Regions from separate parts of the Homo sapiens genome. Here region 2 is linked to region 1. A link is a loop called in an ENCODE intact Hi-C map of the cell type or tissue named here. Cell type or tissue: PC-9. All regions are shown on one strand. Links, peaks and the distances in the headings refer to the core of each region. The heading gives the core; the rest is flanking DNA.

What was found. Hi-C counts contacts between places; a loop is a spot of excess contacts. Peaks named below come from ENCODE experiments on the same cell type or tissue, not always from the same donor. Only the 100,000 strongest peaks of a DNase experiment are listed, where the experiment ranks them.
Region 2: a loop joins it to region 1, with 5 times the contacts of the local background. A loop is called at or near these places in 2 of 110 quality-filtered maps.

Annotation. Positions count from the first base shown.
Region 1 is chr9:121,591,777-121,606,440 of GRCh38, forward strand. It overlaps a transcript of DAB2IP not described here. Among named protein-coding and RNA genes, the nearest start is that of DAB2IP, 53 kb to the right of the region's middle. RefSeq lists enhancers at 5,790-6,757, 6,758-7,723, 12,772-13,559. In PC-9, for the core only: CTCF peaks have their summits at 6,413, 6,619 and 8,300 (motif pointing left); DNase peaks (open chromatin) are centred at 6,475, 6,875 and 7,665; H3K4me3 peaks cover 3,349 bases; H3K27ac peaks cover 1,824 bases.
Region 2 is chr9:121,676,705-121,691,368 of GRCh38, forward strand. It overlaps DAB2IP (DAB2 interacting protein), which reads left to right. Exons shown (of 16, transcript NM_001395010.1): 2 at 1,974-2,077. Among named protein-coding and RNA genes, the nearest start is that of DAB2IP, 32 kb to the left of the region's middle. RefSeq lists enhancers at 7,595-8,095, 10,463-10,612. In PC-9, for the core only: CTCF peaks have their summits at 7,853 (motif pointing left), 10,305 (motif pointing right) and 10,507; a DNase peak (open chromatin) is centred at 10,427.

The DNA of each region.
Region 1 (14,664 bases), core at 2,687-10,686:
CATGGCCTGGGTGTAGTTCAAGTTGCCTGTGCAGAGAGTCTAGAAAAATAAGAGGGACTCAGACAGTCTCAAACTCCAAGTTTTACAGCCCAGGGGAGTCAGATGAGGTAGCCAAGGAGGAGAAGTGACCAGAGAACTAGGGGACAAACTGGGAGAGTATGGTAAGATGGAAGGGAACAGAAGTTTCTGTGGGGTTAAGTATTGCCAAGAGATCAGGAGAGATGGAGGTGGAAATGTATCCTATGGTGTTACCAACAAGGAGGTCATTGGTGACCTTCCCGAGAGCCATTAGGAAATACTGCAGATCTGGCCAGGCGCCAGTGGCTCACGCCTATAATCCCAGCACTTTGGGAGGCCGAGGTAGGCAGATCACTTGAGATCAGGGGTTTGAGACCAGCATGGCCAACATGGTGAAACCCCATCTCTACTGAATACAAAAATTATCTGGGCATGGTGGTACGCACCTGTAACCCCAGCTACTTGGGAAGCTGAGGCAGGAGAATCACTTGAACCCTGGAGGTGGAGGCTGCAGTGAGCCAAGATAGTGCCACTGCACTCCAGCCTAGGTGACAGAGCAAGACTCCATCTCAAAAAAAAAAAAGAAAAAAGAAAAATGGCAGATCTTAAGCTGGGTCAGCTTCCTGTCTGGCTAGGCCGTTTGCATGGGACAAAGTGCCCCAGTGGCTAATGTCCATGTCACCAGGATAATATTACATTGTCCAGAGAGATCTGAACCAAAGAAGATTGGCACATTAGCTCAGAAAATCTCATTGGAACCCTTGAAGTACATGTTGTTCTTTTCCAGTGACCATATAGCCCTGTCAACTTTATATATTTGTTAGCTTGTACAACATGTAACATTAGCCAATTCATCGTCTAGAGTCTGAACCATAAGCAATTTGCTATCCTGTGTGTTGCCTTGATGGAAGAACTCGACAAGTGGACATACGTGGATTTTGCAGATATAGTGCAGACGATGCCTTTGGCAAATCACTCCAGACACATCCCTTGGGGAAGGTGCTGCAGGCTCTGTCGCCCCTACAGATGGAAGCTGACAAGGAAAAGACGGGTCCAGATTGGAATCCCTGGGCTACATGTGAGAACAGACTGGAGGGTGCCAGAGCGGATGGGCAGACAGAGAGGAGGGTCTTTAGTTCTACAGTGTTGTACAGCGCCTCACTCAGGGGGTGGCACAAAGGACAGGAGGAAAGAGCCCCAGAAGCACTAACTTCATGCATATTTTTGACCTTCTCATCTCCTGGGCCAGCCTCCCTGGGTGTGGTTTTGTTCAGAACTGGAGAACGCGCCTGAATTTTTTAAATAATTGAGACAGGGTCTTGTCTGCTGCCCAGGCTGGAGTGCAACGGCATGATCATAGCTTAGTGCAGCATCAAACTGCTGGGCTCAAGAGATCATCCTGCCTCAGCCTTCCAAGTAGCTGGGACCACAGGCATGCTCACCACTGTGCTTGGCTTCTCTTGGAATTTTGTTGTTGTTGTTGTATTTCTTGAGACGGAGTCTCACTTTGTTGTCCAGGCTAGAGTGCAATGGCGTGGACATGACTCACTATAGCCTTGACCTCCTGGGCTCAAGTGATTTTCCCAACTCAGCCTCCCTAGAAGCTGGGATCACAGATGCATGCTACCGTGCTCGGCTAATTGTCTTTTCAATTTTTTGTAGAGATGGGGTCTTGCCATGTTGCCCAGGCTGGTCTTGAACTCTTGGGCTCAAGCGATCCTCCTGTCCTGGCCTCCCAAAGTGCTGGGATTACAGACATGAGCCACTGTGCTCAGCCCCCTGGAATTTTTGATCAGCCTCCCACTTTCTTTCTTTCTTTCTTTCTTTATTAGTTTTATTTTATTTTCTTTTTCTTTTTTTTCTTTTTTCTTTTTTTTTCTTTTTTTTTTTTGTGACGGAGTCTCACTCTGTTGCCCAGGCTGGAGTGCAGTGGCATAATCTCGGCTCACTGCAACCTCCACCTTCCAGGTTCAAGCGATTCTCCTGCCTCAGCCTCCCGAGTAGCTAGGACTACAGGCATGCACCACCACACCCAGGTAATTTTTGTATATTTATTAGAGATGGGGTTTCACTATTTTGACCAGGCTGGTCTTAAACTCCTGACCTCAGGTGATCTGCCTGCCTTGGCCTCCCAAAGTGCTGGGTTTACAGACGTGAGCCACCATGCCCAGCCCTCCCACTTTCATAGTAACCTGATCAAGTTCTTTCCATCCTCCCCTGTAAACAACTTCCTCTTGACCATAGTCATATAATTGCTACCTGTACCAAGAAAGGAGCCATGCATTTTGCCACTATGATCTCATTGAATCTTTATAATAACCCTTGTGATAATCTCTAGTCAATGTTGGCTGTGTAAACCCAGCAACAGGCTCAGAGGGATGTAGTAGCATGCTCTAGGTCACACAGCTGGCAAGTGGGTCAGCTTGGATATGAATGCAGCATTTTTTTTTTTTTTTTTTGGAGATGGAGTCTTGCTCTGTCGCCGAGGCTGGAGGGCAAATGGTGCGATCTTGGCTCACTGCAACCTTCACTTCCCAGGTTCAAGGGGTTCTCCTGTCTCAGCCTCCCTAGTAGCTGGGATTACAGGTGTGTGCCACCATGCCCACCTAATTTTTGTATTTTAGTAGAGATGAGGTTTCACCATGTTGACCAGGCTGGTCTCGAACTCCTGACCTCAGGTGATCTACCCGCCTCGGCCTCCCAAAGTGCTGGGATTATAGGCCCCGAGCACTCTTTGACTTTGAAGTTCACATTCCCATCAAGAACACTCAATGAAGACCAAGCAGTCAGTCCAGCAGGTGGTGGGGTTGCTTTTTCCTTTTGACAGTTTGGAATGATCCCTTTTGGTTTCTGAGTTTTTGGGTCACTCAGTCCTTTTCTTCATTCAATAAACCTTCCTGAGGCCAGGCCTCTTGCAGGTGGTGGGGCTGCAAGGTTTGCGACCTGGAAGAGCTCACAGTCTGCTCCAGGACACAGACCCATAGCAAGGTGCAACAATCTACAATATGATAAATATAGATGGTGGAGTGGGTGGGTTCTGTGGGAACCCTCTGCTTTCCATGGGCTGGAATGCCTGAGCTGGATTATAATAGGAGAAGTAGGCACTGACTGGGTAGAGATAGGGAGGACAGACATTCTAGGAAGAGTAAACAGTGTGTGCAAATTCCTGGGGCATGATAGAGCTTGGTGGACTTGGGAGACCTGGTTGTATGGTGGTGCTTGGGCGGGGGCAGTCTCAGCTGACTGGGACTAGGGTGTGAAGGACCCCAGTGAAGATTGCAGACTGGGCTATTCATGTTCTTAAGATTTACTGAGCACTTCCTCATGAGCCAGTCTTTGTGCTAGGTATTTCCCAGAAAGGATGACCAGGTTATTAAAATACGGAAACTGAAGTTCAGAGTAGGACTGGGTTTTATGTGGCCTCCCACCATGACTCTCTGCACCTTAAAAAAAAAAAGTGATGAAGAATAAAACAAACACTGTGTGTCTCCTATCCTGGTCAAGAAATAAAACCAAGCATGAGCATGGTGGCTTATACCTGTAATCCCAGCACTTTAGGAGGCCGAAGCAGGAGGATCGTTTGGGCCCAGGAGTTTGAGACCAGTGTGGGCAACATAGTGAGACCTTATCTCTACAACAAACAAACAAACAAACAAAAATTAGCCCGCCATGGTGGCGTGTGCCTGTAGTCCTAGCTACTCAGGATGCTGAGGTGGGAGAATCCCTTGATCCTGGGAGGTTGAGGCTGCAGTGAGTTATCATTATGCTACTGCACTCCAGCCTGGTTGAAAGAGAGAGGTGCTGTCTCAAAAAAAAAAAAAGAAAAGAAGAAGAAGAAAGAAAGAAAGAAAACCTTACTAAGATGTGTGAATGTGTGAAGCTCCTTCCTATTAAACATCTCCCTCTATCCAGAGGTAAAAACTTTGCAGAATGGTGTATTTATCATTCCTCTGAATGTCTTTATACTTTTACCATATCTGTGCATTCCTATGGAATATATGGTATTCTGTTCGGCATGTTTAAAGAATCTATATGAAGGCTGGGCATAGCGGCTCATGCCACCAGTCACGTAGTTTGTGGAATTACAGGAATAGAACTTGAAGCCAGGGTAGGCACAGTGGCTCACATCTGTAATCCCAACACTTTGTTTGGGAGGCTGGGGCGGGAGGATCGCTTGAGTCCAGGAGTTTGAGACCAGCCTGGCCAACATAGAGAGACCCCTCTCTCTACAAATAAAAATATTAGGCCAGGCGCGGTGGCTCATGCCTGTAATCCCAGCACTTTAGGAGGCCGAGGCAGGTGGATCACCTGAGGCGGGGAGTTCGAGACCAGTCTGACCAACATGGAGAAACCCTGTCTCTATTAAAAAATACAAAATAATACAAAATTAGCTGGGCATGGTGGCGCATGCCTGTAATCTCAGCTACTCGGGAGACTGAGACAGGAGAATCTCTTGAACCCAGGAGACAGAGGTTGCGGTGAACTGAGATCGTGCCATTGCACTCCAGCCTGGGCAATAAGAGTGAAACTCCATCTCAAAAAAATAAAAAACAAACAAACAAACAAAAAACTAGCTGCATGTGGTGCCACTGCACCTGTGGTCCCAGCTACTCAGAAGGCTGTGGTGGTAGTATTACCTGAGCACAGGAGTTCGAGGCCGCAGTGAGCTATGATAGCGCCACTGCACTCCATCCTGGGTGACAGAGCAAGCCTCTGTCTCAAAACAAAACAAAACTATATGAATGATATTATAGAAATTTGATGTTCTGCAACATGTTCTCCCTCCCCTTATTTGAGATTTGAGATTCATAATGAATTTCTAATCATTTATTTTTGCTGCAGTATAGAATTTTGCTGACTACCCCACAATTTGTTTATGCATTCTTCCTCTGATAGGGATGGAGGCTGTTTCAAATTCCTTACTAGTATTATCATTATTGCAATGAGCAAGAGGTTCTCTATGTCAAGACTCTGGGTCACTGGGGTATGTGCACTTCGACATTTCTAGATGCTGCCAAATTGTTTCCCAGAGTGGCTCTACCCATTTCCACTCCTGCCTGCAGCACAGGACAGTTCTCCAGACTCCAGGTCCCTACTGTCCCACTTCTTTGTTTTTGCACCAATCTGACAGGCATGAAGTGGCACTTTACTGGGATTTTGTTTTATATTTCTCTGATTACTAGTGAGACTGACCATCTTTGCATATGTTTATTGGCCATTCATGTTTCTTTTTCTGTGAATTGCCTGTTCATATATTTTGCCCAATCTCCTATTGCCTCTTTAGCACATTGGTTTGTGGAAGGCCTTTGTATATTTTGGATATTATATTGTAAATATCATCTTTTGATAAACAGAAGTTTTGAATTTTAATTAAATGTATTGATGTTTTTCTTGATGATTTATGCTTTTGAGGTCTTCTTTAAGACATCCTTGACTATTATGAGTTTTTTTTGTGTGTGTAAGTTTTCAGTACACCTGGAACTGATCTTTTATGCATGGTGTGAGGTAGGGATTCAGCTCATCTTTTACTAATATGGACATTCTATTGCTCTAGCACCATTTATAGAAAAGTCCACCCTTCTCCCACTGACCTGCAGGGCCATCTCTGCTACATATCAAGTTTCCATACCTGTATGGGTCAATTTTTGCAGCCTCTATTCTAGTCCACTGGCCAATTTATCTACCCTTGGGCTAATACCAGATGCTGTGATTGTACATTTTGGGGTCCTTAGCACCTCCTCTCTCGAATTAGAGGAGTGCTAGTGACTTCCTGAGAGTAGAAACTTGTGTTCACCTTTGCAGCTCTCTCATCACGTTTTACATGAACATCTACATAATGCTTTTGTTTACAAAAGGATTTCTTGCATACTATCTCTTGGAGTTCTAAAACTCCCTTTTTGCAGAAGATAAAACTGAGGCAGAAGGTAAAACTGAGAAGATAAAACAGAGGTAAGATGATTTGCCAAGGTCGCACAGCCAGAAAGTGTTGGATTAGGGGTTCTATAAGATTTCAAAGCCACCCTGTGCATCCATCGCATATGCTCCGAAGACTTCCACTGACCCTGGTATCGGATTTCACTCCTTCCTGCCTTCATTCAACAAGTAGCTCCTGAGTGATGACCGTGCCAGCTTCTGGTGGGTGCTGGGGCTGAGACCCCATTTCTGGGAGGCTCTTCCCAGTGCTGGAGACCGGTGGGAAGGGTGAGACAGTAGATGGACATTTTATGGGACATCGTCTGCGGCTTGGCATCAGCATCAAGTCGCGCCAGGTTTCAGAGCCAATTTAAAGAGCCCCATTTTTGGCGTGCAGTTGGGCCCAGGCGCTGTCTTCAGAGAGGACGCTGGCTTCCCCCTGGAATTACAGGCGTCCTCCCGCCCTCCCGCCTCGAGAGGCAGGAATGCGAAGGATCAGCTTTCAGCAGAGCTCCGGCTGCCGTTCGGGGAGTTCACCGTGCAGGCCCGTCCCCAGCGGCCGAATTAACTGGTTCTGTCTGTACGACTGGGAGAGCAGCTCTCGCTAAAAATAGCGCCCTGCCCAGCTCGACCTGCGAGCCGCCGTTGGATTCTGAGCCGGGACGGCTCAAGGAGCCGGGAGCCCTGCACACCCCTCACCCCGGGCCTGGCCCGGGACCGACCACGGAGGCGGAGGCCGCGGGCACCGCGCTGGCCCCACAGGTGCCGCGGAGGGTGGCAGGCCCGCTGGCCGAGGCACTGCCGAGGCCGTCCGAGATGGGAGCTGGCGGTGCCTCCTTCCGCGCCCTCGCCTGGGCCTCCCTGCCCCTGCTGGGGCCTCCAGCCTGCGCGCTCTGCGAGGACACGCTCTGCTGCGGAGGTAAGGCCGTGCGCCTCCAGGCGCGCCCTCGCCCTACGCGGGCACTTGCCCGGGGCCTGTTTCTCCTCCTTGGCCCCAGATCCGCGACTGGCGGCAAGGTGAGGACGAACACAGGCATCCGCGTAGGGCTGGGAAAAGGAGGCAGGAGCTCTCAGCAAACCCACCTTTAGCTGGAAAACGTCGCTGTCCCGCCACCACGGTCCGAAAAGCGTTCGCCCCGCTCTGGCCTCAGTGTGCCTATCTGGGAAATGGGTCAATAAGATAGTCACGCTTTAATATTCAGTCACGCTTGCTGAAGCGGGTCGCAGACGTTCGCGGGACGTTCCCTCCAGCCAGCTGGAGTCCTCGGGAGTTTCTGTTGGTGGGAGTGCTGGGGTGCCTTCCCTGTGACACCCCGCACTGTCCCCTTCCCAAGCTCTAGTTCCCCCCATTAGTCCCCGGCTCCTGAGGTTGGAGATCCACGCAGGGCGCACATAAAAGTTTAAGGGGTCAGCGGATGCGGGAAGATTCTAGCGGGAAGGGGAGCTGTAGGGTGGAAGAGGGATAAGTAAAGCAAAGTCGCGGCCCACTCCTCGGTCCCGTACCCTCATAGCGCCGAAACGGAAGCAGAGGTTATCTCTGGACTCCTGGAGGCCTGGGGACTCCGGGAGGGGAGGGGGCGTGTGGTCCCGCCGGCATCTCGGGCCGGCACCAGGCTGGGGAGCGTGTGCTCGGAGCGGAGGGCCTCGGCTCTGCCCAGTCCGGCCTGGGCGGGGCGGTGGTGGGGAGGTCGATTGACCAAACAGGTGCGCCCCCGCCCCTCTGCTCCCCGCCCGCGCTGGGTCCCGGGCCTGGCGGGCGGAGCTGTGGGCGGCTGGGCCTGCGATTGGCAGGGCTGGGCAGGCCGGGTGGCCGCGGGAGCCCGGGAGCCGTAGAGCGGCGGCGCCGGGGGAGGCGCGGAGCCGGCCGTAGCGCGCTCCTGCCTGGCCAGCCGCCTACTCCGCCCGCCCCGCTCCACTCGGCCCAGCTGGCGCGAAGGAAACTTTCCTGCAGCCGCCCGGCGACACCGCGACTCCGCCGCTTCGCAACCCTGGCCCTGGGCCGCTCAGGCTCCGGAGCCTTTGGGATGGCAGCGCCCAGCGGCCCGGCCCGCGCGTAGAGGTAAAAGCTGGGGGCCGCGGCTCAGGTGGAGGGGGGCTCGGTGGTTTGCCGGGATCCGAGCGGCATCCCGGGTTCGAGAGGATCCGGGGGCTCCGATGCGAGGTGTTGGGGTAGGGGACTGAGGAATGGGCGGCGACTTTGCTTTATTTACCCCGCTTTTCCCCTACAGTCCCCTCTCCCGCAAGGAAATCTGCGCGATGCATTGAGCCTTTAAACTTTCCTGTGCGCCCTGCCCAGATCTCGACCGCCGGGACCCAGGGCTGGCGCTGGGTTCTTGGGAGAGTACAATACAGGGGATCGCGAGGAAGGCGCCCCCAGCTGGGGCCCGCGGGCGGCGGGAGTTGGGGGTGGGGGGTGCCAGCCTACCGATCCCCAAGGCTTCCAGCGGTCTCCCAAACTTCAGACCTTCCTCAGCTCACCCTGGGAATTGGTGATAGGGCAGCCAACCAAACCTCTTTATCCAGAGCCAGGCACCCCCTGGGGCACCCAAGTTTTGGGTGTTTTTGTTCAATCCTGGCCAATCCTAAATTATCAGGGAGGCGATTGGCAGGGCTGGGTCGTTGAAGTGAGGTCTCTTTTCCGTTTCCTGGGCTGCTCTGGACCCCACCTTCCGTGAAAACACCTTGGGCTAAGCAGAGTGGGAACAGGGACCAACGCCACCTGCTTCCAGTGCTCAGCCTGGTGGGAATGACTGCAGGGTGTTCTGGTCTCAGGATGGTCCACTCTTGAGCTATCTGGTGTGAGCCATATGGAAACTCCTCTCCCTCTGGCCCCTTCTGCTATTAAGGAGGGAAATTTTACCTTAATTTTGATTGTGAGTGGGTGAGTAGGTAGCTTGTCACCAATAAGGACCAATCTTTAACATTAGTCCTCCTTAATGTTAACTCCTTTCCGTGTTTTACTGACCCAGGACAGAATACCTAAGAGTAAAAAAATGGAACCAAACACCTAGCTCTGGAGCCCAGGGAATCTGGGTTCCAACATCAGCCCCTGCTGCTCACTAGCTGTGTATCTGTGGGCAGGTTTCCTAACCTCTCAGAGCTCAAGGGTCCCGTCCAAGGGGGATATAGGGAGGTTTTTTCGAGGTGAGGCGTAGAAGGCGCCTGGCTCGTAGGACAGCCATCTTAAGCAGCCGATCTATACCCTGGAGCCTGTGCCCTCTTGCTGTCTGAGAGAGCCAGCATCCTTGTGCCTCAGTTTCCTCTCCCCCAGAAAGTTGGTAAGGACCAGCCCCTCTTAATCAGCCCTTTTGAGAAAAGTGCACAGATGCACACACCCACAATTTCAGTGGGTTTGTAGGCTCAGGTTTAAACAGCCTCACACATTCTTATCCCTGCAATGAACTATTCAGAATGTACAAGGCTTCTGTCTATCTTGATCTTTCCCCCTTTCCCCACCCCTTTTAGACACCTGGAGGTAACTATTGTAAATGGCAAGGAAGAGCAAATGAACTAAATAACCAGCATGATGGGGAAAAGGGCTGACCTGCAGAACCTGGCCCAAAGTCACCTTCAAGATCACCTGGCCCTCCTATCCCCGCATTCTTCCTTCCCTGGTGCTGTGTCCCCACTTGGTGAACATCTAGTCTTTTTTGCTAGGATCCTCTAGTGACGGTGAGTTCACTAGACAGTTGGTTTCATGATTGGGAAACTCTTGGTTTCATGATTGAGCAACATTCTTCCTGTTTGGGACAGAAATCTTTGTCTCTATGACTTCTATCCACTGGTTCTGGAACAACCCTTGGGGCATTTCTTACTGTCTCAATTATTCACTGTGGTCCCCTGGTGCCTGGCATTCTGTTCCGTCCCTTCAGCATTCAACACACAGGCACTGAGGTTGGTAATGATCATAGCACTATTTATTGAGTGTTTATTATATGCCAGACCCTGCCCTGAGGACTTTACACATATTATTTTCTTGCACCCATAAAACAAACCCATGAGGTTGATTATTTTCTTATCCTTATTTTGCATATAAGAAACAGGTTTAGAGAGGTTAAGGGACTTACCCAAGATCCTACAACTGGTAAGGGGCTGGCTGGGCTGTGCACCAAACTCAGCATCTGTATCTGTCTTTAGAGCACATGCTTCGCTTTTGATCCTTGCTTGCATACATGCCTTTGTGTGTGTGTGTGTGTGTGCGCGTGCGTGTGTGCTCCTGGGACTGGTGTGTGCCAGCAATGCTTTTATCACAAGCACCTAGAGCACCTGTTAAAATGCAGATCCCTCATCTCTACTCCAGGCCTGGGATCTCCACTTTAAACCACCCGCCACTCCCACTCCCCCCCAACCCAGGCCATTTTCCTGCAGGTCACAGTTCGAGGACCATAGCACTAAGGTACTCTTAGGAAGAGAACGTGGAATATAGTTTTCAACAGATCTGAATTTAGTCTTGGCTTCACTCTCTGGAGCTGGTTACTCTTCCTTTCTAGGGCTTTCTCCCAACTTAAGATGGGTATGCTGTTCCACCCACTGGTGGGTGGAATGGAGCAGGCCCTTGGCTGACGGGAGCCCTGGTGAAGTTTCTCCTGCCACAAGTGGATGTACTTGCGGGCAGACCTGTGGCACCCCCAAGATCACTGGCCTCTGCTTTCTAGGATTGGTGTGCCTTAGACGAGGCCCTCGTGCTCAGGTTATTATATTTTGGAGACAGGGTCTCACTCTGTCATCCAGGCTGGAGTGTAGTGGTACTATCATAGCTCACTAAGGCCTCAAACTCCTGTGCTCCAGTGATCCTCCCACCTCAGCCTCTTTAGTAACTGCGACTACAGGCACATGCCACCATGCTCAGCCAATTTTTAAATTTGTTTTGTTTTGTTTTGTTTTTTGAGATGGAGTCTCCCTCTGTCACCCAGGCTGGAGTGCAGTGGCGTGATCTCGGCTCACTGCAAGCTCCACCTCCTGGGTTCACGCCATTCTCCTGCCTCAGCCTCCCAAGTAGCTGGGACTACAGGCGCCCGCCACCACGCCCGGCTAATTTTTTGTATTTTTAGTGGAGACAGGGTTTCACTGTGTTAGCCAGGATGGCCTTGATCTCCTGACCTCGTGATCCGCCCACCTCGGCCTCCCAAAGTACTGGGATTACAGGCGTGAGCCACCGCGCCTGGCCAATTTTTTAATTTTTAGTAGAGATGAAGTCTTGCTATGTTGCTCAGGATGGTCTTGATCTCCTAAGTTCCTGATGCTCCTGCCTCAGCCTCCCAAAGTGCTGGGATTGTAGGCATGAGCCACTGTACCCAGCCTCTGCTCAGTTTTTTCACCCAGAGTGGTGAGGACCCTGGAGGGGTTGGCAGAAACCTCTCCCTCCCCTCAACACCTTCTTCCTCCATCCTCCTACTGTGGCCTCTGGCCCTCCCAGCCAGAAGGTGCTGGGCCTGCATCTCGCGGGGAGAGGAGCGGGGTGGTTCTGTTGTGCGTCTATCTATGTTTTCAATCTCCATCCCTTCCCTTGGAAGACCGCTCTGTGGGCCATTGGGCAGCTTTGGGGAAATGTCTGGCCCGAGGCTGCCTGGCCTGGGCTGACTCACTAGGAGAGATACAGGGTGGAGGAATCGCCTGCATAGACCCCAGCTGTATCACAATTCTGGCCTACCAGCTGTGCTGCAGACAGGGTGCTTGTTCTGCCTTGGACCTATTTGATCCTGCTGAAAGCACAAATTATTAAACACCCATTTTATGAAAGAGGTCACTGGAGTCCAGGAAACTGCAGTGACGTGTCCAAAGCCCTAATGTGTGTATGTGGGCAGGGGAGGGAGCGGTGATAAGAGTCAGGACCTAAATCCAGGTGCCTTGACAATAAGGCACTCTGGCCTTTTTTGCAGTCTTGTTCATGCCTCACTATTTTTCTGCCCTATCTGGTTGTGGCTTTGGTGCCAGAGCCCTCACCTGGAAGCTTGAAGACCTGGGCCACGATCAGGCTGTGTGATCTTGGGCAGGGCTGGTCATCTCTTAAAACGTTAGGTTTCTTTTCTGTAAAGGGGCTGAAGGTGGGGCTTTTTGTCCAGATCTCTGAGGTTCTTTCCCACCTTGACATTTACAAGTTGGGCTCTGTCTGCATTTCCTGTCTGGGTTTCTAGGGAGAGGTATTCATGATGGGCTCAGGGCATGGGTGAGGGGTTGAGTTGGGCTGGAGGGCAGAGTGCTCCATGGGAATTACTATGAAAGGGGCCAGAAAGGCTCTTATGGGAATGGTGGCCAGTGGGGCCAGGACACCTGGGGGCAGTCCAGAGGGGGACAGGTAGTGGAGGAAGCCCAGGGAAGGGGGAGGTCACTTACCTTAGAATTACACAGTGTTTTGCACCCTGATCCTTGCAAGAAGGTGATGGTGGGAATGACTGGGGGTCAAGGGCAGGAGCCAAGGGGGAGCGTGGGGGCACTAGGGCCAACCCCACTGCAGGCCCTCTCAGCCCTGGGTAGTCTTGACCAGGAGACAAGGGGGACATGTAAGAGCCTTGTCTCCCTTCCAAGCCATCACATGTCTCTCCTCTGGGCTTCCTCAGCCTTTCCTGAATCTGACCTGAACGGTTCTAACCTCTCCCTGGGGCGAGCAGCTGGCTGAGGGGGTCCAGCTGCCTGTTTCCCATCCCAGGTGGGCCTCCAGCAACCCAGCTTCCTACAGTAGCCCTTAGTAACCACAGCCTCTGCTGGCCACTTACTGTCATGTGAGTGACTTCCTGTTAACCACGAGATCAAAGCCAAGCTCCCTGGCCTGGCAAACACGGCCCCATGTCTGGCTCCAGTTTTCCTCCCTGCCTCTTCTTTCTCTGCTCTTCAGGTTTTATGTTGCCTGGACTTGGCCTGTGACTTCCAGAATGCCCTTTTCTCTCTGCCACTGCTTACTGCCCAAATTCTTCCTGCCCCTCTGGGTGTAGCACCAATTTCACCTCCATTTGTTCTCATTGCCCCCCTAAGGGTGAGCCGTTCCTCCGGGCTTGTAGCTCTTTCTTACTAACTGCCCTGCTTTGCCTGTCGTTGTCCGCTGCCTGTCCCCCGTGATGGGCTCTGGGCTTTAGAAATTGCTCTAGTGAATGCCCTAGTGAATGCTTGGAAAGCTTTGTAGAGTTGGACTAGCTTTGAATCAGGCATGATTTTTCCACTCCTGCTCCAACTGCCGTGCCTGCACCCCCCTCCTCAACAGAGTCAAGTGGAGAGCCTCGCAGTCTGCTCTGGGCAGGGCTGGCTCTAGCAAGGGACAGAAGAGAGATGCCTTTGGTTTGCAGAGAACTTCTCTGCCTCATTTGGATTTTTGTTTTGTTTTGTTTTGTTTTTAATTGAGACACGGTCTCCTTCTGTCGCCCAGGCTGGAGTGCAGTGGCGCGATCTTGACTCACTGCAACCTCCGCCTTCCAGGCTCAAATGATCCTCCCACCTCAGCCTCCCAAGTAGTTGGGACTACAGGTGCTCGCCACCATGCCCAGCTAATTTTTGTATTTTTTTGTAGAGACAGGGTTTCCCCATGTTTCCCAAGCTGGTCTCGAACTCCTGAGCTCAAGTGATCCACCCGCCTCAGGCTCCCAAAGTGTTGATTACAGGCATGAGCCACCATGCCCGGTCCCATCATTTGGATTGTTCTTGATCTGCTTCTTAAAAAAAACTTTATTCTGGCTGTGTGGCATCAAGGGGGACCGGCCTAAAAGCAGGTTAGGGAAAGCCACCTGTCAGTGTCAGTCCCCACCTGCAGGCTGAATTTCAGGTCTCAAATGAGAATAGCCAAATTCACCTGCTTCTTTAGAATTATTGTTGGTTTTTTTTGAGACAGGGTCTCACTCTGTCACTCATGCTGGAGTGCAGTGGCATGATCTTGGCTGACTGCAACCTCCACCTCCTGGGCTCAAGTGATCCTCCCACCTTAGCCTCCCTAGAGTATCTGGGACTACAGGCGCTTGCCGTCATGCCTGGCTAATTTAAAAATTTTTCTTCTTGTAGAGATGAGGTCTCACTATATTGCGCAGGCTGGTCTTGAACTCCTAGGCTCAAGCAATCCTCCCACCTTGGCCTCCCAAAGTGCTGGGGTTGTATGCATGAGCCACCGCACCTGGCTTCTTTAGCATTTTCTTAAGAGTGTTTAAAAAGTACTTGTGAAGGGCCTGTGGGGGTTATTGGGATTGTGTCGGGGGCCCACAGACATGGTCCCCACAGACATGAACATCGAGGAGTCACATAACTGTTCTGGGGTTGCACAGTTATTTGTGGCCAGAAAGTCCACAGAAACATCTGTCCCTGAGTTCAGAGAGGGCTGTTGAGTCTCAGAGGCCAAAAGGGAAAGAAAAAAATGAGGACCAAAAATATATACTAAGGTTGGGTGTGCTGGCTCACGCCTGTGATCCCAGCAGTTTGGGAAGCCAAGGCGGGGGATCACCTGAGGTCAGGAGTTCAAGACCAGCCTGGTCAACATGGTGAAACCCCGTCTGTAATAAAAATACAAAAAGAAAAAAAAATAAAGAAAGAAATTAGCCAGGTGTGGTGGTGCATGCCTGTAATCCCAGCTACTCAGGAGGCTGAGGCAGGAGAATTGCTTGAACCCAAGAGGTGGAGGTTGCAGTGACCTGAGATGGCACCACTGCACTCCAGCCTGGGTGACAGAGTGAGATTCTGTCTCAATAATAATAATAATAATAATGTATGCTACAGCACAAAGCATTTATATCACACTTTCTGGTGTGCAAGGTGCTTTCT
Region 2 (14,664 bases), core at 3,818-11,817, 86 kb after region 1:
GTCTAGTTATTGCTGTAGGAGCCAAAAGCGAGGCAAGAGCTGGAAGTAGAGGGGGTCACCCAGGACCTCCTCCAGGGCCTGCAGGATGGACCAGGCTGGGGAAGGGGAGCAGGAAGGGAGTCCTCTGTTGGGGGCCACCTCTGGAGCAATGGCAAAGAGGCAGCTGGTGCCACGCTGTTGTGGGGGAACCAGTGAGGAAAGTGGCCAGGTTGGCAGGTTGGACAGACTCAGGAGGTTTTATGTAGGTGTGCTAAGGCCATGACTAAAAGTTTTCAATGAGCTGTCACCATTTAAGAGTCAGAATACTTCATATTTTGAAAAACCCAGATTATCAGCCTCTCTTGAACCATGGCAGCTATGGCTGCCCTGAGCCCCTCCTTGTGATGTAGCAGTAACCAATTAGCGCCGAGTGGCTGGCTGCTTTCCTAGATTCTGGATTTCCTGCTGGCCTCTGTAGGCCTCCCAAGTTTAAAGCCTCTGGAAAATAACTGGAAGCCAGAAGTCACAGATTCTCATGTTTGAAAAAACGTGGGGGCTGACATAGTGGCTGAGCCCTGTAATCCCAGCACTTTGGGAGGCCAAGGTGGGAGGATCGCTTGAGGCCAGGAGTTTGAGACCAGCTTGGGCAACAAAGGAAACCCCCATCTCTACAATTTTTTTTAAAAAAATTAGATAGGTGTGTTGGGGTGTGCCTGTGGTCCCAGCTACTTGGGAGGCTGAGGCAGGAGGATTGCTCGAGCCTAGGAGTTCTAGGCTGGTTGAGTATGATTGCATCACTGCACTCCAGCCTGAGCGAAAGAGTGAGACCCTGACTCTAAAACAAACAGAAAACTTGAGAAGTCATCCAAGCTCCCCAAGTGTGGCATCCCAGGAGATGGCTCAGTTATCTGTCTGCTTATATGCCTCCAGTGACAGGGAGCCCACTACATTACAAGGAGTGGGGGTTTTGGGGAACCTTTCCCCCCGCTTTTTTTTGAGACAGAGTCTCACTCTGCTGCCCAGGCTGGAGTGCAGTGGCACGATCTTGGGTCACTGCAACTTTCGCCTCCCGGGTTCAAGTGATTCTCCCACCTCAGCCTCCCGAGTAGCTAGGACTACAGGCACACAACACCACACCTGGCTAATTTTTGTATTGTCAGTAGAGACAGGGTTTCACCATGTTGACCAGGCTGGTTTCGAACTCCTGACCTCAGGTGATCCTCCCGCCTCGGCCTTCCAAAGTGCTGGGATCACAGGTGTGAGCCACTGTGCCAGGCCTTTTTCCCCCCTTTTTAAAAAATTGCGATAAAATATGTAAAACATAAAAGTTATCATTTTAACTAGTTTTAAGTGTACAATTCAGTGGCATGAAGTCCATTTGTAATGTTCTGCAACCATCACCACTATCCATTCCTAAAACTCTTCATCACCCTTTACAGAAACTCTGTACCATTAAGCAATAACTCCTTGTTCCCCTCTCTCATCAGCCTCTGCTAACTTCAAATCTGCTTTCTGTCTCTACGAATTGGCCTCTTCTAGATAGTTCATATAAATGGGATCATACAAAATATGTCCTTTTGGGTTACTCAGCGTAATGTTTTCAAGGTCCATCCACATTACAGCTTAAATCAGAACTTCATTCCTTTTTAGAGCAGAATGGTATTCCTTTGCATGTCAGTACCATGTGTGTGTGTCCATTCTTCTGCTGATGGACCCTTGGGTTTCCACCATTTGGCTGTTGTGAACATTTGCATACAGGTATTTGAGTACTTGTTTTCAATTATTTTGGGTTATACCCAGGAGTGGAATTGCTGGGTCATGTGGTACTTGTATTTTTAATTTTTGGAGGAACTGCCAGACTTTTCCATAGTGCCTGGACCATTTTCTAGGGACCGGTTTGTCTGTTGTCCTGACTGGGATGGGAGTGGCAGGAGGCCCTAGCTGTGTGGCCTTGGCTGTTCTTGTTCAACCTCTCTCTCCTCCTCTGTTGGCAGAGTCGCCTCAAGAAAGGCCGGGCTCTCGGCGCAGCCTGCCTGGCAGCCTTTCCGAGAAGAGCCCCAGCATGGAGCCCTCGGCCGCCACGCCGTTCCGGGTCACGGTAACTATCTCTGCGTCACCAACACCGCCACTGCCACCACCATCACCACCTCGCCCGGGGTGCTGCTCTGTGACCCCACGGCCCCCCTTCCTGGAGCCTCATGGACCCGGAGAGCATCCGGCCTCCCTTGCTCTAGGTATCCGATCCCTCAGCTGCTCCCATCTCCGTGGCTCAGCCCTGGTCCCGGGGGCCACATGGGGGGTCCCATCCTGAGAGGGAGGGGGCAGGTGGAGGACAGACAGCACCGAAGGCTATGGGGCCCAGCGCTGAGCTGGCCCGGAAAGAGAAGAGGCTCTTGTTAGTTTAGATAAATGTACCCTTGAGGGCGCACACACACTGTGCTTCTGCAACCCCGAAAAGATGCACTATTTTTGTTTCCATATATTTTAACACCTCTCATGGCATACCATAATTTAAATCTTTCTTGGTGGTACATAAAATAATGCTATATATTATAACTGATGATGGCTTAGAACCGACAAAACACAGAATATATATCATAGCTATTGAACTGAGTGGTCCCCACAAGCACACAGACTTTTTAAAAATTACAAACCTAAACAACTTTATGGAAACAGAACCCAATGACCCTTAACGTCTGACTGTTCATACCCTTCTGCATTTGTGCATGTACACACACACACACACACACACACACACACACACACACACCAGAGTTCTGGGTCCCTTCACTCCCTCGTTCAGGAGCATTACTGTGTGTACCTCTCTCCAGGGCTGTGCCAGGCACCAGAAACGCAGCGATGACATAGACACATTCCTTTCTCCACGGAGCTCAGGTCTGTAGGTCAGGTGGATGTTGGATGGTTTGTTCATCCATTCATTCACTCATCAGTTATTCTGGCATGCCTGCTGTGTGCAAGCAGAGGAAAGAAGGTTCTGGGTGGCAGGAACAGAGAGTGTGCAGGCCTGGCTGTCACTGGATAGCATCATATAGGGGCTCCAGGGGAGCTGGAAGTGATTGGCTATTCACAGTGGGTTGGGAGGGGGTCCCACGGGAGCTGGCTTTTGAGCTGCATCTTGAAGGGTCCGTAGAAAATGGCTAGGCAAGGACAGAGAGAGAGAGAGAGGGACTTCCGGGGAGGGAGAACAGCAGTTGCAAAGGTATGGAGGCACCCTAGAAATTTCCTCTGCTTGCCATAGGGCTGGCTCCTCATCCCTTGGGCATCAGCTCAGATATCAGCTCCTGACCACACCACCTCAAGGAAGCCCTCTTGCTTTTCCGCCATCACAGCAGCCTGCTCTTCTGTTTCCTAATACTTAGTGTCAGCATGAGAATGTGAGCTCATAAGGTCAGGGGCTGATGTGTTTGTGGCATGCAGAACTGCTTGGTGGAGCTGGAGTTGAGGGGATCTGGAGGACAGTGTAGGAGGTGAGGCTGGGAGGCCTGGCCGAGTCAAGGTCACGTGGAACCTCCAGTACCAGGCCAAAGGGATGGGGCTTTCCCCAGGGCCACTGATTCTCTCCACTGCCAGTATGTTATAAAAATGCCTTAAAAACTAGCTTATTGTCCTTCTTTAAGATTTCAGTCCACTGGGCCAGGGCAGGGCCTGGGAACCTGCATTTTAACAAGCTTTCCCCAGGAGGTGATTCTGAGTCCCCAGCTGGGGGTTGAGCCCATGGGCAATGAGGAGGAAGCCTGCGCTGAGACGATTCAGGGTCATGGCCCTGAGTTTGGCCAGGGGGTCTCAGGAAGCTGGTCTCCAGCCTGCAGGGAGCGCTTGGAGGCTGGGACAAGGGTGACCCCCATCAGCTGGAGCGAAGACCAAGTTCTGATCTCTCTGGATCCCTGGGGCCACAGCAGGCAGGGTGGGCCTTCAGGGGGACCCTAGGGAACGATGACTAATAATAATTAGTAATAGTAGCCACCTCCATTGATGAAGTGCCTACTGTGTGCCAGGCACTGGGCTCACTGTCCTACATCCCTGATCTCTTTTTTTTTTCTTTTTTTTTTTTTTTTTGAGACAGAATCTTGCTTTGTCGCCCAGGCTGGAGTGCAGTGGTGTGATCTTGGCTCACTGCAACCTCTGCCTCCCGGGTTCAAATAGTTCTCCCACCTCAGCCCCCCGAGTAGCTGGGATTACAGGAGCCTGCCACCACCCCCAGCTATTTTTTGTATTTTTAGTAGAGACGGGGTTTCACCATGTTGGCCAGGCTAGTCTTGAACTCCTGACCTCAGGTGATCCTACCACCTCGGCCTCTCAAAGTGCTGGGATTACAGGCATGAGCCACCACGCCCAGCCTACCTGATCTCTCTTCATCCAGGAGACACACCTACAGCTGAAACATTGGTTACCCCATTTCCCAGGTGAGGAAACAGGTTCCGAGAGGTAAAGTCACTTGCTGCCCAAGCTCCAACTGCTACTAAGTGGCGGAACCAAGATTCGACCCCAGGTCTCTGTGACTCCAGGGCATGAGGCACACCCATCCTCAGGCTAGGAGGCGGATCCATTGCCCCACACCCCCCCAGAACCCCATCAGCATCGCTTTTCCGGCTATTTCCCTTTCTGAGTTGCTCTAATAGGGGTATTATCACACCTTAAAGTTTTTATAATTTGCAGCTCTTTAAGTGACAGCTAGGATCAGTGTTTTCCCTGTAGTGGTGTCTTCATTCTGTCTCCCAGGGTAGAAACCACCTTCAGTCAGAGCCAGCCTTGGGAACCTCGAGCTGCCTGGGACTCAACTCGCAGTCCCACCTGCCCGGTTAGGGTCTGCAGGATGGAGAGCGTGTTCAAGGTGGTCGTTTTGCCCACTTCTCATGGCAACCCTCTAGGGGAGGCACCATTAGTGTGCCCATTTCACAGGTGAGGAAACTGAGGTTCAGAGGTGAAATTCTTTAGCTGGTGTCACTCAGCTCCTGAGTCAGGACTGCCGGACATCTACGTTTTGTGTCCTTTCCTGGGCACCTTGGTCCTTAAGAGATGTGATTTGAGATTCTCTTCTGGGCTGGGTGCTGGGAGCTGAGGGGACTGGAGAACTCAGAGGTGGGGATCTGGGTTCAAATCCCAGATCTTCCATGACCCATGTGATTTCAGTAGCCACTGAGCCTCTCCGAGCCTTGTGTTCTTGACAGTAAAATCTGGAATGACAGACTTTGCTTGGACTGTGGACTTGGTGAATGTGGTCGCCCAAGTCTGACCCATGGTAGGTGCTTCATGGATGAAATCCATCATTAACATCCAAATCGGGTTTCCATTTTTGGCTGTAAAACATCAGTAAAGATCTAGGAGGGTTGGAGTACAGGCAGAGGACAAGGTGTTTGGGGGAAGGTCAGTGGTGAGCCTGGCCTGGGCCTTGGGGACAGTCCCTCACACAGACCCTGTGCAGGGCCAGAAGCACCCTCCTCCCTCCCCTAGCCCGTAGCACACACTTGCTCACTTACAGGCTCCCAAAAGCTATGTCCTCACGTGCTCAGCTGACTTTTGCTCTGTGTAGACCCTCGAGGGAACCCAGGAAACATGGTTTTGCCTCGGGGAGGCAGGGGAGATGCCACAGGATGTACTGGAATAACTGCCACCTTCACTGCCATTTCAAACCCAGATGGCAGGCTGTCAGCATCTCTTACAGGGGTGCTCCGCAGGGAGAATCAATGAGTCACGGTGTAAGGTCTACAAGGCTCAGCCTGTCCACCTTCTCCATGGAAACTGAGGCCTGGGAAGGGCTTGTCAGAGGTCACCACCCAGCTGACAGCAGTTCAGGAGCCTGGGTTGTTTACACCATCACATGCCACCCCTCCTCATTTTGTGAGTCAGCCGAGGACCTGCAGCCACTCTGTAGGGCATTGAAGGCTCAGTGCTAGTCCTGCCCCTGCCTCTTGTAGACTGTATGACCCTGGGAGAGCCTCAGTTTCCCCTTTTGTGAAATGTGGGGGATGGACTTTGTAAGGCAGCGTACAGTTCAGGCATAAATAGGTGCTTAAATGTTCTGGTGCAGTAGCTAAGAGAATGGGCTCTAGAGAGTTCCCCGACCCAGGTTTCAGGCCCTGCACAGCCTCATACCAGCTTTGTGGCTTGCTCAGGAGTGGAACTTTTCTGCCTATCTGGGACAACTCCCTCCCTCCTATAGGGAGAGTTGGGGGGTAGGGGAGTGGCTCTCCAGGACCACACAGTGCTACGAGGCTGGCATGTGCCCTGCAAGTTATAGGGGGCCCTGAATGAGGATGGGGGAAGGGGCCTGGGAGTAGATGACCAGAGAGGCTTCCTGTGCATCTGTGGCCATCAGCTCTCAGGCTCCTGAGATTCAAACCCAGGTCTGTCTGCTCTGTGCCAGTAGTGTCTCCTGGAAGGGAAGGAGGGAAGGGTGGCAGGCAGCAAGCTGGGGCCCTGGATCTGCATAGACCAATGGTCAGACTGGGTCTGGGGGCTTTGCATGTGCCCACCCAGCTTCCCCAGGCCCTGGACCCCTTAGCAGCAACAGCATGCTGTTCTTTCTCTCCTGCCACTCCATGGCAGAGGAGCCGTGGTTTGATTTGGGAGGCAAAGAGCTGATGACTCTTCCTGGTCTCCCCACGAGCTCCTTAGCCTGCTCCCTTCCCCAGCCCCAAACTTCCCTGTTGCGGGCTGGGTCCTTCCTCCCTCCCTCCTTCCTCTGCCCCCACCCCCCTCCCATCAACCTTGAGGATGGCTGGCAGGCCTGGGGTGTGGGAGGTGGCAGAGGCTCAGGGAAACTTGACAGCCAATTGATTCCTCCTCGGGAAGTTGAAAGTGGAGAGTCGTGTTTGAAGGTTTAGCTGAAATTAGGTCTCAGGGCTATTTTTTGCGAGATGGAGAAGGAGAAGTGTCAGGGAGGGGAAGGCCCAGGGGTCTGGCAGAAACTGCAGATAAACTCAACATTGGGTTGATTATGGATGCTTCTAGGAGCAGGTCTTTGGTTTCTTTCAACAACTCACTTTTATTGGTGCTTGGTTGTGCACACCCTGCATAGGATGCTGTGACAGAACAAGGAACAGTTATCTCTGGCCAGGAAGGACAGGGAAGAATTCTTAAAGAAGGGACTCTTGGGGCTGGGCTTTGAGGAGTGTATAGGAGTTCGTCAGGAACCAAGGGAGAAGAGTATTTCAGTTAGTGAAGTGAATAGAAGGAAACAAGCTAATGGCCCTGTGTGATTGGAGTGCTGGATGGGTTCAGGGCCTGGAGAGAAGAGTGAGAGACCTTGGTGGGTGAGCTAAAGCCTTTGGACTTTCCCCTGCAGGATACAAGAACCACAGTGGATGATGGCTGTGAGTGGAGCTAGCAGTAGACCTCTGAGCTGTGGACCTCAGGTTTTCCAGCTGCTCACCCCTTTTCTCACTCCTGTAGCCTCCCTGCACCCTCCCCATGTTTCAGCTGTCTTTCTGTCACACAAACTCAAGAAACAGGCATGTGAACACAAACATGCAAGCTAGTGGGTGACCCTCCCGCCCATGTCACCATGGAAAGGCTGTTGGAAATTAACTGGTTCAACCCTTCCCTATACAGAGGAGGGACTGAGAATCATAGACGGGAGGGTCCTTTCCTGAGGTCACACAGCATGTCTAGGGTAGGGCCTGGAGTTGAGCCCAGGTCTCTGTCCCTCTCCCCCGCATCCAGTGGTCCTCACCCCTTACTCCTTCCTGTCCTCTCCTCCCAGCACCTGGATATCAGCCACCCCGTCTGAGCTGAGCCCTTCTCCCAGCCCCCATCACATTTCCTGGGAGGAATGGGTGTTCTTTGGTCCAACTGCCCTCGGAGCCCCACGACAGCTCCTTCCCGCTCATCTGCACACTGCCCCCTCCTGGCCACCAGGCCCCAGCCCCAGCTGTAGAGGGACCCGAAGTTTGGGCTGCGGGCTGCCTGAAGGAGGAATGCATGACTTCAGGTCCAGGAGGGGGCATTCTCTGCTCCCTGCAGAGCCGGCCCCGCTGCCCCCCATTTGTGCCCCTTCCAAGCTACGGAGGCTCCGGGTGGCTGTTGGGGTGGGGAACAGAAAAGCCAGCCAGGCTCACAGATCAGACAAGCCAGATCTGTCCCAGGGTATATGGGGAAACTGAGGCCTGGAGAGGAGCAGCTTGCCCAGGATACTTGCTGGGGCTCCCTCCACTGGCCCAGGCTGCTGTGGGTCCATCTCAGATGGTCGTTCACTTGGGACATATTTATGTTTGTGGCCCATCAACCAGTGGAGGGATGTCAGCCACGTGGTCCTGGCTGTAACAGGGCGGTAGTGCTGGACCCCTGGGTGGGGTCCCACCATGGGCGCCCCAGTTTTCTCCTTGAAGTATGAGGAATTTGCTTAGTTCTGCTCTGTGAGTCAGTCTCCTGACCCAGCATCCGGCGTGTATTCAGCGGATGGGCGGGGTGGTGGAAGAGCAAACCCTGCCCCCTCCGCCCCCTCCACCCTCACTCCCTCCATCCCTGCCCTTCACGGAGGCTGATTGGTATTAAACTATTCAAACCCAAAAGGAACATTACCGTCATTTTGGTCTGTGTCTGCCTTCCGCGGGGGGCATCCCCCTTTTCTGCAGAGGGAGTGTTGGAAGGTGGGACTCAGGAGTTGTCCGGGGTGGCCAGGGTGGGGCAAGGATGTTCTTCGGGGCAGGAGTCTGGGGACAGGGGGTCTTGGAGCCTCCTGAATCCAAGACCAGGCTAGTCTGAGGCCTGGGACAGAGGTGGGACTGCTGCAGTATTGGTAGGGTTGGGAGGCTGTCGCCCCACCCCATTAATACACAGGAAGGTGGTTTCATCAGCTCCATTTTACAGTTGAGGATCCCAGGCTTAGGGAGGAGAGAGGCCTGGCCTCAGCAGGTCTCCAGCTGGTGGGTGGTAGGGGCAGGAGCCCAGCTCTCGTCTGCGAGCCTTGCTGCGGTGTGAACGAACTTACTTTCTTCTCTCCTTTTGCCTTTCTTTATTCTTTCTTTCGATAAATTTGCCATCATCACCAACTATGTGTCAGGGCCTATGCCAGTCATTGAGGATACAAAGAGGATGAAAACGTAGTTGCTACCTGCAGAAATACAGAAGGGCCAGCCGGGGCTTGGTGAAGTAATTTCCAGGCAGGTGAAGGGGAAAGGACATTCCAGGCAAAGGCCAGGACATGGGAAACAGCATGAGCAAATGACAGCAGGAACTGAGCGCAGTTTGGGGGCTGAAATGTGAGGAAGTGGCTGGAATGGAAGCGACAAGAGATCCACGGCAGTGAACAGAGCAGATGGGATCTAAGGCCATATTAACAGGAGTATGAGGTCCTCAGCAAGGGAGGTGAGGTGGGCCAGAGTAGGCCAGAGCAGACATGGAGTGCAGCATACTTGACCAGGCTAGGAGAGTCTGGAGCTCCTTCAGTGGGCAGAGACCAAGACTGGGTGGGGATCCAGCATGGGGTTGGGGGGACAAGCAAATTGCTTTTCTCAAGCAGGTTCTCAGGAGCCTGTTCCAACCCCCCCAACATCTGTGCTCAGAATGCCCTTGGGCAGGGGTAGGGGGAAGAGCCCACTTCAAGGATCCCTGGAATCTTCTGCCTCATCCTGGCAAGTGGCAGCTGGCTTGGGCAGTGTGAGTGAGGAGGATGGAAGTGAAGGGAACAAGCCAGCCTCTGTACCCCCTCCTCTTCCTGCCCTGGGGACTTCCAAATACATCAGAAGGCCATCCCTGTAAATTCCATTTCCCCAGCCCTGCACTTAAGCCTGTTGGGCAGCATGGAATCAGATGAACTGGTTCCCGTTAAGGTGTAAAGGCCACCACCCCAGTCCCTGCCAGGTTCAGTAACTGGCGAGTGGAATGCTCTCTGTGGGGGCCTTTCTTCCTCTCTTCACACCCACTCAGGGTCTTGGGGTACAGTGCTGGCCTCTCCCAGGGATAGTCCCCCCAACCCAGGGATGAAGCAGGATTAGAATCTTGGCCACTGCTCCCTTCTGTAGGATGGCTCAGGCAAGTTGCCCCACTCTCTTTCCCTGTCTGTAAATGGGCAGGAACCCCTCCCCACAGAGTGGCTGTGAGGGCTCAGTGCCTGGCACAAGGCAGCATTCCCCACACCTGTTCCCTTTGCTTGTGTGAGGGGTGCACCTCCACCCCACATTTCCTCCAGAGCCCCAGGTAACTGGGCAGACCCCTCCCACTTCCATACCCTTCCGTCACGGCCCCAAAGCAACATCACCCCTGACTGAACTTCTAGGGCTCAGCCCTGGCAGTAGAAGGTGGAGAGGGGCTGGAGGGGTTCCTAGGGGACCAGAGACCAAGTTCTTAGGTGGTGAGTTCAGATGGAGATGGAGGTGTCTGCGCAGGGTGGTTTCCTGCCAGTTGGGGGCAGCAGAGGGTAGCAAGTGGACTTCTGGGTGGCTCCTCCCAGTGAGTGTTGAAGTCCCAGGGGTTTGTGTGTCAGGGGCCACAGGGAGCTGGCCCAACAAGGTGTTAGCTGGCTAAACAAGGTGTAGAACATACTGCTGGGGGCTGGGAGCAGCTCAGATCCGGGAGCACCTGTCAATGGCTGGGCCTGGCATGACTGGCTGTGCCAGCTGGGCCTAGGTTGACCAGAAAGCCAGGGGTTCTGAAAGGGGACCCTGGTCAGGGACACTGGATGGAACAAGGTCTGGGGCTGGGACAGCTGTCCACCAAGAGAAAGGGCACAGGGTGAGGTGGACCAGCATGTGATCTGTCAGGCAGGGCTGCTGCACTGTGGTCACCAGGCTGGGGCCAACAGACACTCAGTCACTGCCACCCTTTGATGGGTTATAGGCACCTGTTCCACCTACCACTGCTTTGAGAGGGGGTAAGGCGGGCATTGTGGGAGAGGCAGGGTGGTGGTCAGAGCTTGCACTCCAAGTCCCACTGGCCTGGGTTCGAATCCCAGCTCTACCACCTCTGCTGTCTGTACGATGGGGGATTTTGAATCCTGTTCTGCATAGTACTCTGAGTCAGGCCCTGTGCTGAGCACTTTCTAAGTATTGTCTCATTTAATCCTTACAACTCGAGGCTCAGATAACACAAATCTCACTCATAGAAGGTGACAAAATCAAGGCAGATGGGGAGTGAAGAGATAGCTGAGGGTGGCTCCTCTCATGGGCCTGGATCTTGAAGTTCTCACAGCGCCTGGACCATAGCATGCAGCCCAGTCTTTGCTAGTCAGTGCTGTTTTTCTCTTCATCTTACGGACGAGGATGTTGAGGCCCAGAGAGGGGAGGTGCATTGTCCTGGGCCACACGGCTTGCAGGGACAGAGCTGAGATTTGGACCCAGGCCTCCCCATCTCTCTGCCTTATCTTGTCCTGCCCCTACTTTGAGCAGGCCTGGCCCTAGGGGTCAGACACCCCTGGGATAGGAGAGAACTGCTCTCCTCTTGTCATCCTGCCCTGTGGCCCTGCAGGTCCTCCCCTTTCCTGGGAGGTGGGGGAGCCTGCATGTCAGGGGCAAGGCTCAGACGCCTTCATTTTCCCACCTCCTCATGCTACAAAAATGAAACGATCAAGTGGTATTTTGGTGGGATTACAGACATAATTATATCTGAGTTGTCAAGCGGCAATTGTTGTTTCCAAAGCCAGGAGGCCCTCTGTGGAGGTGGCAGCAGTGACATCTGTTTCTAACACAAGGCTCTGCATCGGGATGAGTAACTTCTCCTGTGGAATTGCTTAAAGAACGTCTAAAACGAGCTGAGCTTGTTACTCCCCTGCTCCAGCACCTTAGATGGCTCCCAGCAGGGTGGGGGATCCAGCTCCCCGGCCTGGCATTCAAGCCCCCCAGGCTGTCCCAGCTTCCACGCCTTTGTGTGGGCGGATCCTTCTACCCACAATTCCTCCCCATCTCTCTCTGTCTCCAGAGCTCACTAGTGCCATCCAGGGCTCTGTCCAGGTTGCAGAACACCCCATCTGTACACGCTCCCTCACGGACTCTGTGACTTCATGATCCATCACTTCTGTCTCTCCCACCAGACGGTGGTCACCTTCTCAAGGACAGGGACTGTTTCTGATTTGTCTGAACTCCCAGCACTGGGGCAAGGACTCACCTGTGGCAGGCTCATGAGGGGCTTGCGGAATGAAGGTGCACGAGACAGAGAGAGACAGGGAGTAAACGAATTAAATGGAGTAAGCGCAGGGTGAGCAGGGAAGAGGGTGAGCCGTGACCTCTCCACTTCTGCCAGCCCCCACACTTCTGCCAGCCCCCACACTGGGTGTCTGAGGCCAGAGTGGTCCCCTGCCTTGGGAGGACAGGTCAAGACAAGTGACCCAGCCCACCAGAGGCCAGCAAGGACACCAGCCCTTGCCTTGAAAAGTGCCGGACGTGGTGGCTCATGCCTGTAATCCCAGCATTTTGGGAGGTTGAGGTGGGTGGATCACCTGAGGTCAGGAGTTCTAGACCAGCATGGTCAACATGGTGAAACCCTGTCTCTATTAAAAACACAAAAAATTAGCCGGGCGTGGTAGCGCATGCCTGTAACCCCAGCTACTATGGAGGCTGAGGCAGGAGAATAGCTTGAACCTGGGAGGTGGAGGTTGCAGCGAGCTGAGATCGCGCCACTACACTCTAGCCTGGGTGGCAGAGTGAAATTCCATCTAAAAAAAAAAAAAAAAGAAACTGACCTTGACTCCACCCCATACCCATGGGCCTTCTGAGGCCAGGACTCCCAGGTGAACCTTGGCCCGCAGATGGTAAATCACCCAGGAGAAATAGCCTATAAAATCCTCTCCTAAAATGGTGCATTTTGTATTCTGTAGTGAAAAGGGCTTTTAAAAGCACTGCTTACTCAGGTGGATTTATGGAGTTTCCCCCACCCCTCCCTCCCACTAGTGTTTACTGGTCCTCAGTCCTGGAGCTCCCTGGGGTCCTGTTTTTTCCTTGGTGGCTCTTGGTCCAGGGAGAGAAACAAGATAGCATCTCTTTCCTGCCTTGCTGCCTTGGGGCCCCCCGGGCCAGCTGGGTGCCTGGAAGTGCAGGGGAATCCTACCCAACAGAAGCTCCCTGTGGCCCAGCGCAAACCTGAAAGTCCCACCATTAGTGCCCATTTGTCCCCGGGAGACTCCCCCCCCATGTGTTGTCACCTGCAAATGGGTCACCAGGGAGGCACAACAAAGCTGGAAAGAATTCAGAGATCAGCTAGACTAATCCCCGCATTGTACAGCAGGGAAACTGAGTCACAGAGCAGCTTAGGTGCTGGCTCAACGCCTCAGTCTGGTAATGGAATTACATGAGAGCTTTAGCTCTGGAGCAGCCTGTCTGCTGTGTTGAACCCAGCTCTGCCGCTTCCTGACCGTGCGGTGCTGTGCAAATTAGTTGCCCTTTCTGAACTTCTGTTCTCCCATCTGCACACTGGGTTGTGAGAATTAAAGAGAAGTCATGGGAAGCTCTAATACAGTGCCTGAAGCTTAGACAGGGCTTACTAAACACATCTGACTAATTCTCAGCAGCGTGTTGGAAGAGCCCTCATTAGTATTAATAGCAGAGCTGGGTTTTGACCCCAGACTTATAGACTCCAAACGTGGTTTTCTTGCCACTCATGCAGTGCACAGAGCACAGGATAGGGGAGTTTTGCTGGGGAATGAGCACTAAAGTCAGCAAGCCCCGGGAGGACTGGCTGGGACCTCAGTGATAGGACGTGCAGGCAGGCGGAGATAGTATAGACCCTGCTGCAGGGGTGTAACCTCCTGGTGGAATCGGCTTCCTTGCAGCCACGAGGCCCTGGGTATCCAACTCCCCACCCCTTAGCCAGGGCTGGCTGAGAGCTTAAAGAGCTGATGAGGTGTTTGTAGCCATCCAGACCTCTGGGACAGGCTTATTATGCTAAGGCAAGTGTCAGCTGGAGGATCTATGGGACAATGAGTCACTCCCTGGCTGCTCTGGGTTGTCACATCCCAAGCTGAGACCTTGGGAATGCGTAACTGGTTTCTGTTCGCTGATGCCCGCCTAATCCTGGGCACTGGCAGGTACCAGGAGGGCTCTGCTGACGTCCTCAGCTCCCCTCCCAGCTTCACCTTTACCCTCTTCAAATCTGGGCTCCCCTCTTTTTCCTCCGTTAGACTCTCAGTGTTCCTTAGGGTTCCCCTTTACTTGGGTGTCCTCTGCCCTGGGGAAGGGATTACAAGCCCAGGCTCAGGTGGTGGTGTATAACTTGGAGGCTGGAGGGACCTGTGATAACTCCAGGGGCCTCCCAGGGCAGCCAGACTCCCCGCTGTCCTACCTCTACACCTCTGCTTATGCTGTGAGTCTGCCTGGAATGCCTTTATGTGGCTATCCTGCCCCAGCCAATCTCAGCAAGCCCACCTGCTGTCCCACCTTCAATGTTTCTAAAATGCTGTCAAAAGCTGCCTCCTCCAGCAAGTCTGCCCAGATTGCTCCCAAGTGAAATCCTTTTAAAAAGCCCCACAGAGCACTTTATCTTTTTCCTTTTATATCATTAAATATTTGTGAATTCATTCAAGAAATATTGAGAGAATACCTGCCAGGCGTCCAGCACTGGAGACCCAGGTTGCCATGGCCCCTGCTCTGGAGGCTTTACAGTCCAGTATGGGGTGGGGGAGGCACTAAACAAACACACTTATAATTACAACTGTGGTAAGTCTACAGGGAGACCTGGCCTAGTGTGGGGACATCCGGGGAGGCCTCTAAGAGAAAGACTGAGGAGGTACCTGAAGGG